Linked DNA regions of Mus musculus: region 1 is linked to region 2. Evidence: chromatin contacts called from ENCODE Hi-C or POLR2A ChIA-PET data. All regions are on one chromosome and are shown on one strand. The core of a region is the stretch at or near the end of the contact, and the rest is flanking DNA. Distances in the headings are between cores, read along the strand shown. Region 1 overlaps Zhx2 (zinc fingers and homeoboxes 2). Region 2 holds the start of Zhx2 (zinc fingers and homeoboxes 2).

What was found. A loop is a pair of places that touch in the nucleus more often than their neighbours do. ChIA-PET counts read pairs that join two places held with the same protein, here RNA polymerase II (POLR2A).
Region 1: a loop to region 2 is called in a map of left cerebral cortex, with 6 times the contacts of the local background. The contact joins the enhancer-like site here to the promoter of Zhx2 in region 2. A Hi-C loop is called at or near these places in 9 of 37 maps with a recorded cell type or tissue (gastrocnemius, heart and left cerebral cortex). POLR2A ChIA-PET finds 5 or more read pairs at or near these places in 1 of 5 experiments (Patski).

What each region holds. Positions count from the first base shown.
Region 1 is chr15:57,743,047-57,747,085 of GRCm38, forward strand. The region is part of intron 1 of Zhx2 (zinc fingers and homeoboxes 2); the gene reads left to right. Among named protein-coding and RNA genes, the nearest start is that of Zhx2, 50 kb to the left of the region's middle. Within about 2 kb of position 2,578, at least 2 of the 3 ENCODE cell types and tissues checked have a DNase peak (open chromatin) inside an H3K27ac peak, as active enhancers do; they include gastrocnemius and left cerebral cortex, where a contact is called at or near this core.
Region 2 is chr15:57,692,738-57,696,840 of GRCm38, forward strand. Zhx2 (zinc fingers and homeoboxes 2) reads left to right here and starts at 1,930. Exons shown (of 4, transcript NM_199449.2): 1 at 1,930-2,267.

The DNA.
Region 1 (4,039 bases), core at 1,328-3,827, 51 kb after region 2:
TGCAGTAAGAATCTCCTAAACACAGTCTGGGATGTTTTTCATAGTCTACCAGACCTCTCTTTGCCTAAGTTAGGGATATTCTATCGTGAGACTTGTAATAAGATTTAGAAAGAAGTCCTCAGGGTGGAGTGATGTTTCTGATTTGAAGAACCTTCCATTGGTTCACCGAAAATCAGTAGTGGCCTTTGACCCCATGGTAGGACAGCATTGATTGATAACTCACTATGTAAGCCACTATGAATGGATCCCTGGTCCAAGGGACTGTCGGGAAGATGGGTAGGTAATACATCCCCAGCCTACCTGCTTAGATGTGAAAGCCAATGGTGGCCAGATCAAGGGAACCCCCTGGCCTTGAGACATTCCAGCCTGACTGGTGGTCTGTTTGCCTATAAGGGACTTGGGAAAGGAGTTCTTGGCACCTGAAAACACTTGCCCAGTTGATGTGGAGGAGTTTGGATCATAATCTAGTGGCATGCATCTTATGGGGGAGTTTCTCATTCCCTGATTTGTGAGAATTCATATTAAGAGGAACTGCATTGATTTGTAAAGATCCAGAGTAATGGGAGAGAAAATTACATCCTCTTTACACATTCTCTCTCTCTCTCTCTCTCTCTCTCTCTCTCACACACACACACACACACACACACACACACACACACACACACACACATTCACACATTGCTACTTACAGTTTTCACATCTGGCTGGAACCTCCGTCATCTAAAGTGCCTATGTCTTTTGTAGCGCTCTCTCTCTCTCTCCCTCCCTCCCCCCTCCCTCCCTCCCTCCCTCTCCTCCTCCTCCTTCTTTCTTCTTCTTCTTCTTCTTCTTCTTCTTCTTCTTCTTCTTCTTCTTCTTCTTCTTCTTCTTCTTCTTCTTCTTCCTCCTCCTCCTCCTCCTCCTCCTCCTCCTTCTTCTCAATCTCTCTCTCTCCCTCTGTCCTCTCTCTCTCTCTCTCTCTCTCTCTCTCTCTCTCTCTCTCTCTCTCTCCCCTGCTGTCTGCAAGGAATAGTCATGAAAGAAGAAGGACATGCCTTTCCAGCCACGAGCCTCTGAGCCAGTGGGAGCCCTTTACACAGTGGCTTCTGAGTGTTCATTATCTTTCTGGTTTTAATCATAGGCTTACATTGGTCCTAGATGGGTTGTGCCCATTTCTTGGAAGGCAGCTTGATAGAATTGTTGCCGTTGAAATTGGCATTGAAAGTCATGGCTATATCACCTTCTCCAAGAGCCTCTAGATGCAAAGGGGTGCATTAAAAAGCTCACTCCTGCAGCCAGCCACCCTTTTGTAATCTGAGCACTCAGGCTGAGGTAGGACCATCTGGAACTCAGTCATATAATGAGTTTGAGGTTAGCCTGGGCTCAACAACAACAAATAAACACAGCAAACAGAGGACAATTAGAATACAGTGTCTCACCAGCACTATGACCTTGGGTGAGTCACTTAATCTCTCTGTGCTCTGACTTTCTCACCTCAAGAAGTGCTCAATACAAGGACTGAGGGTAAGTTATCAGGTGCTGTTGAAGATACCAGAGAGGACACTAAAGAGCATACTTTTGTTATTACCTTGAGGGAATGACCTGGCTGATAATTTAAGGATCTCATTAGGCCCCCAGTAACCTATGAGGGCTGTGTTCTAGAACTGCTTTTACTTCTACTCCCCTGGAAGAACAAACATTGCCTGGGGTCCAAGCAGCGCAAACCAGAACTTTTGCAACAATGTTGATACTGTCATGGTAATCATCAATAGTATCCTGCTCGGAGAAAAGCTGAGAAAATTGCAATACAATACAAGAACCCTGGAGTGATTGAGAGGGATAAAATACAAAAGTACAATTTTAAGCCGGAGCAGAAAAATTCAATGGTAGGGTGCTTGCTTCTCTAACGACCAGGTCCCAGTTCCCTGAACGGAGCAGCAACAGCAACAACAACAAAAGCCCAATTACACAGTCTAGTCCTGCTCTCAGTCTGCCAGCCTAGGGGCGGGATTATTCTGCCCATCTAGGATTCTGAGCTAGACAGACAGACAGACAGACAGACAGACAGACAGACAGACAGACAGATAGGAGCCTCGGGCTGGACCTTATAGGACTGTGGGATGAGTCCTATATTCAATGAGAGCCTTCACAGGTTTCAGAGAGTGTTGTGTCTGATCTCCATTTTGAGATGACTATTATGGGGGAGGGAGCTGGGGGCGGGGAACAGGGAGGATAGCTGAAGAGGAACCACAGAAGGGGAGATGAGGTGAGGGGTGTGGAGGGGACGACCCTTCAGGGGGCTGCTGTGGACATGCATGCCAGAGATGACAGCAACGCTGATGGAGAGAGCCCTGAGTGGATTTGGGCGGAAGGCGAGAAGCAGTCCTTCCGGTGGGTTGGATGAATATCGTTGGCAAGGAGGAGAGCCACAGAGGCTTCTGGGTGCCAAGTTGGGAGGTGGTGGGAGTCTTGAGAAGAGCAGCCTTAGAGGAGAGTCAGACATTCCTGGGAGTTCTGTAGGAAGCAGCCGTGTAAGCACTGAACCCGCACGTGGGCACTTGTTTCCTCAGGGAAGAGTGCGCCCCATTCTCTGGCTTCTCTGGAGCATGCGGGTCACTGGCCTGCTCCTGGCGTGCAATCAATGCCTTCGGTGAGGCTCTCAAGCCCAGCCCCCTCTCACTCTGTCTGTGAGGATTCCTTCCATCGGCTTTGAGAAGCCCTGTGTTCCTTCTGTCGCCAGGGAGTAATTAATAACCCCTCTCAGAATGCTGGGCCTGGAACCAAAACCAAACAAAAGCCCCGATGTCCTCCTACCTTCTAATGTTACGGCCTTTGGGTAACTTTTTTCTTGTGCCAGTCTTAAGGGATCTTTCCACTGCTGACGCTTGAAAGTGGATTTTTTTTTTTTGATATTGTACGTAGGCCTCAAATAACCTTTGCCTTGTGATGGCTTCTGTCTAGATGGAACCCAGTAAAATTTACAGTAATGTCAACACGGATCACAAGGGTTCAGAGTTCCATTCCACCCAAAGGCCCAACTGATTCATGTGACTTGATCTTAAGAGCACCTCAGAGGGGTGGGAAAATGAGTGTCACCTGAAGTCAGAGGCTGTGGTAGACAAGAGCATGTAGGTTGATGCTTTTAAAATCCGACAGCGGAGTAAATTAGAATTGTGCCACACAGGGCACAGGAGCAGGGCCAAGGATGTGAATTTAGATGCTGCGGCCAGTGTGGGTAGTTTCTTGAGAAGAGCTGAAGGCAGAGCAAGGCCGAAAGCCATAACCAGTAGCCTGGTCCATTCCAAGCTATTCACACTCCACAGCATTCTCAGATGCCGCTTGCAAAAGGAATCTGTGGTTCAAAAGGATGCTGGATAGGACAGGGTTAGGTCCTTCTGTGCCCCACTCCACCTTAAAATGAACACCCTCTCCCCTTGTGTATTTGCCTGCCCCAAAAATGGACTTGCAGCCTGTGATCTTTCTGAGTCTGCTCTAGCCTACCTGCCTGGGGTTTCAGACATCCCCTGCATCCACTATGCTCACCGATATTCTTTGAGGTGAGCTTCCGGCCCCATTTTATGCTTTCTTTTCTGAGCCTACACCCTTCCTTACCTTATGCTAGTGGGTTTCTGTAGTTCAGAGCCAGACCATGGAGGCAAGTGCATGGTTTTCAACTCCAGGTTGCTCTCAGACGGGAGTCTTGGCTCCTCTGTTGGTTGTTAGGGTCAGAGGCCTTGTCTTAAAGCTCCATTTTCTCTGTGGCCATGTGTTTGGCTCAGGACATATTACACATCTGACTTCTGAAAAAGAATGAAAAGAACTTAGTACCCACCCGGCAAATGGCCCCTATGCTTGTCCTCAGAGGAGCCGCATTCTATTCTAAAGGTGGACCAGTCCTCAGAATGTTTGCGCACCTCCATTCCTGACACTATTCGCTCTGGTACCAGCCACCCTCTGCCCTCGGAAGGTGACCCCACTTGTCACATCTAAGGACAAAAGTGGGATTGTCCCCACTAGTAGCTATGTGGGGGGGAGATGGATGTCAAAACACTGAACAAAT
Region 2 (4,103 bases), core at 680-3,179:
AGGTATCAGATGAGTCTGAGAAAGTCAGGGCACGATCCGGATTATAGTCACCAACAAAGATCTGAATGGAATCCTCCTAAGAACCCCGTCGGATTTTGTCTCTCGTAAGAAAGGAAGCACTAAAGCCAGTCCACAGTCAGAATCCGGTTTTCTGGGCTTTTAAACCTATCTAGGAAGAAAAAGACAGACGGACAAAGACGAGTGGGGGGCAGGGAGAAGAGAGAGGCAACCCCTCCACCCTCAGTTAGCAATAACCCAACTAAAGCTGGAAGGCAAGTAAGAAATTTAGCATGCGCGCTGATTTAATCTTAAATAGAAAAAAAAAAAACCTAATACGAAAGAAAAATGCCAGCAGAGGCTCCCTAGAGCCGTGACCATCCATCAGCCCCCAAAACCAGTCTTCCTCTAGACTAAGTCATCGCCATTGGCCACCCCGCAGTACACAGCCACCTGTTGCTGTCCTGGCGCCCCGAGCGGAGTCGCAAGCGGCCGCTAGAGTTCGTTCTAATTCCCCGGAGCAGAGCTGGCTGGGAAGCCGGAATGCGATGCGCCTGCTAATCCGCAGGATGGGAGGCAATTCCGCAGTCTTCAAGTCCCAAGCCCTCTGTTTTCTCCAGTAACTCCTAGTGTCAAATCTGGGTCCCAGAGTTAGCCTCCACCCCCTACGGTGGGCTCCAAGAGCGCTCACACCCAACAAATTCCCAAACGCCCCCAGAATCTGCGAAGGGGGAAAGGGTCTCTGAGAGCAAGAATGCACAACGCTGACAGGTTGCTAGGTCCGTCATCTTCCCTCGGATGCTCCCTTAGAGAATTTTAACCTTGCGTGATCGCCGGAGCACAGCAGCCGGGTCTCTAGTTCACGGTTCCCAGGGCTGCAAAGGGCAGACACCACACACACACACACACACACACACACACACACACACACACACACGCACGCACGCAGATGGAGGGCTCGTTTGGAGACCCCTCTCGCCGGGAACGCGGCTGTCCCAGCTCCGAAAATGACCCGTCTCGCTTCTGGGGGACTCCAGTGTGCGCGCTGCAGGCGTGTGCATTTTCCCGAAGCTGAGAATCGCTGTGAATTCGGGCCACACAAGTTTGAGTCAGCTCCCCGGGTGTCTTTGTTTGTTTATGGGTTTGGAGGGAAAAAGTTTGAAGATCTTTAACCAGACTGAGCTCAGGCGCAAGCGGAAATCCCCAGCAAAAGTGATCTAACTTCAAGTGGTTATGTAAGTGGGGCGCCTTCTTCCCCGCCCTATTCCCAAGCCCTCTCATTACTATTCCGGGAGTAAAACGCATCTCGATTTAAAAAAAAAAAAAAAAGAAAGAAAAAAGTTTTAAAGTATGTTGTTATTTTCTTTTGCCAGAAGGCGGGCGAAACTCAAGCAGAGCCCAGGGCGCGTGACGACCCCACCCGCGTTCTGCCCCCACGCACTGCAGAAGGACCTGGAGTCTGGGGTGTTGCTGGCGCCGGGCAAGCCCTAGCGCCCTGCGGTCTCACGGTCCGCCACTCCACGTGGTGAGGATCAACAGTTTGTTGAGCTCATCAGTGACACCTTGAACTTTTCATAAAGAAAATGGGTATTGCACCGAGAGGGTTTGGCCGCGGCAGCGCGCCGGGTCGTGCTCAATAGTCAATGATCTCGCTTGCGCCTCCCCCACCTCTTCCCGCAAAAATTCCAATGAGTCCGTTACTGGACTCAGACTTTTAAGCACTCCCCCCCCCCCAACACCCGGGATGACCACTCATCTGAGCCTTTAGGGGCAGCCTCCCCCCACCAGCAACTCCCTCCTAAAAATGACATTTTGCCGAAGTCTGCGGGGGGGCCTGAATTTCACTTTGTAACTTTCTGCGGAACCCGAGCCCGGGTGGCAGCTCCGGTGGTGGTATCGTATGCAAATACGCATGCTGACGTTACAGATCATGTGGGTTTTGGCGTAGATTCCCCACTGATCGAGGCATTTTCCCCCTTTTTTTCTTTTTTCTTTTCTTTTTTTTTTCTTTTTCTTTTCTTTTTTTTTTTCTTTTAAAAAATTCGATCAACCGTTCTCCGTACCGGGGCTTTTTTCTGTCTATCTGTCTGTCTGTCTGTCTGCCAGGCTGGCTTTCCCCCACCACCACCTCTTTCCCACGGAGCCCGAGTCGGGCGCCGGGTGGGGAGTGGGGAGTGGGTGGGGGGAGCCAGCAGAGTTCCATTTTGGAACGCCCGTGCCTCGTCTCCGCGTTCCCAGCCCGGGTCCCCGCGTTCGCAGCCCCGGCGCAGGTAAGAAACTTCGCCCCGGCGCGGAGCACCCGCAGCGGGCACCGCCAGCCCGGAGCCCGACACGCCGGGCGCCCGCCACTCCAGCCCAACTTTCCCACCGCCGCCGCCGCTCCCGAAAATGTGTTGTTAATGGGACTTGGCCGGGTTAGGAATGGGGGTGCGCGGGAGGGGGGTGTTCAGGCTTTTTTTTTCTTCTTTTTTTTTTTTTTTTTTTGAGGGTGGGAGGAAATCCGCGGTTTCGGGGAGAGGAGTACGGAGATTTTTTTTTTTTTTATGAAATAGTTTTGATTACAAGTTTGGATAAATGGAAGCCAGACCGAGGAGGAGGAGGAAAAACATGTCTACGTTTCCCTATGTCGACATAAGCCACAAAAAAATATGGCGTCCGCTTTCGACAGGGCGTTACGTAGACTCGACTCTGTTTTTTATTTATTTATTTTGTGGCCGGCTTCCTGCCTTCTTGGCCAAACTGCGGCGCTTTGTGCAAACCGGGCAGGTCCCGCGGGGACTCCACCGGGACGTGGCCCCGTCTCGGCGCTTTTTGGAAGCCTGGGGGCTGCGTGTGGCTGCACCCCTCCCTCCCCCGCTCTCCCCTCTGCTCCCCTCTCCTGGTGACGATTCGCCGTAATGTGGTGGCAGGAAGCATGACGCCGTGTTGAGGCTGCCTCTCCTCGCGTCGCTCCCGGTGGCTGCAGGCGGCCGGCGCGCAGCGCGGCGCGGGCGGCGGGCGAGGGACCTGCGGGCAGGGCCTGAGTGCGGCGCTGTGCCCACGCCCCGCTCAGGTGCGCGGGGAGGGGGATGCGGGGGACGCGCGGACCCCGGGGGCCCTGCTGTCCCTGGCCTGCCGGGACCAGCCGGAACCCGGGTCTCCCGCCTAAGTGGCCGTGGCGTTTTCCAGTCTGCCCCACAAGAGGTTAAGCATTGCTGGCTGGCGTTGGAGCGTCTTTGTGGCTTCCCCCAGGACTTGGGATCCTGAGCTTTGCAAACTTGCCCTTTCCCTAGCAGCTTTGCAGGAGACCAACAAGCTCGGAAAGTTGGAAAACAGGAGCATCACAGGAACGTCCCTTTGGCCCCCTAGCTGTACTGTGCTCTGAAGGTGGTGGAGGAGGATGAGGAGAGCTTATCCAACGGGGTGGGTGGAGGAGACCTGTCGCGGCAGCCAAGTCGTGATTTGCCCAGACTTCCACCTGATTGATTGGCTTCAAAGCTAGTGGGGTCTCTGTGTTCCACTGTTCCGCGAAGGCCTTTTGTTGGGGGCGGGGAGGAGGAGGAAACACCCCTCCCTCTTCAGAGTCAAGGCTCAGCTGGGGCCCCAGGCATCACTGTCCTTTAAAGCCCAGCGTTCTCCATTTGCTGCTCTCTGAAGATCTCTTTCTTTCTGGAAGTGAACAGCTCCTCAATTTTCAGGCCAGCTCCCTGTTGAAGCAGGATATAGGAGACTGGAATGCCTCTCTGTGACCCTCTAAGCTCTTGGACTTCCCACAACAATTCTCTTAAAACATACTCTCTCGGTTTTTTGGCTGCTCTAAGAGTAGAGCAGAATTTAATGCCATGGAAGTGAAGAGAGGCTGAGCGCTCCTGGAGACTTAAGTCAAAAGGTGATTTTCTGTTTCTAAGAGCCTCCAGTTTAAGCGGTTCAGACCCAGGGCAGTAATGTCAAAACGCATTTGGATGACGGCCAAGAGGAATAAATATCTTGTTAAATGACCTGTTTGATAGTAAAAATAGACTAATGGGGCCGGCAAGTGGTTCCGTGGGACCAACATAAAGGTTTAAGTTTAAAGTGAAAGTTACATAAAGCTGTTTACACTTGTTCTTTTAAAGCCAGGGGGGAAA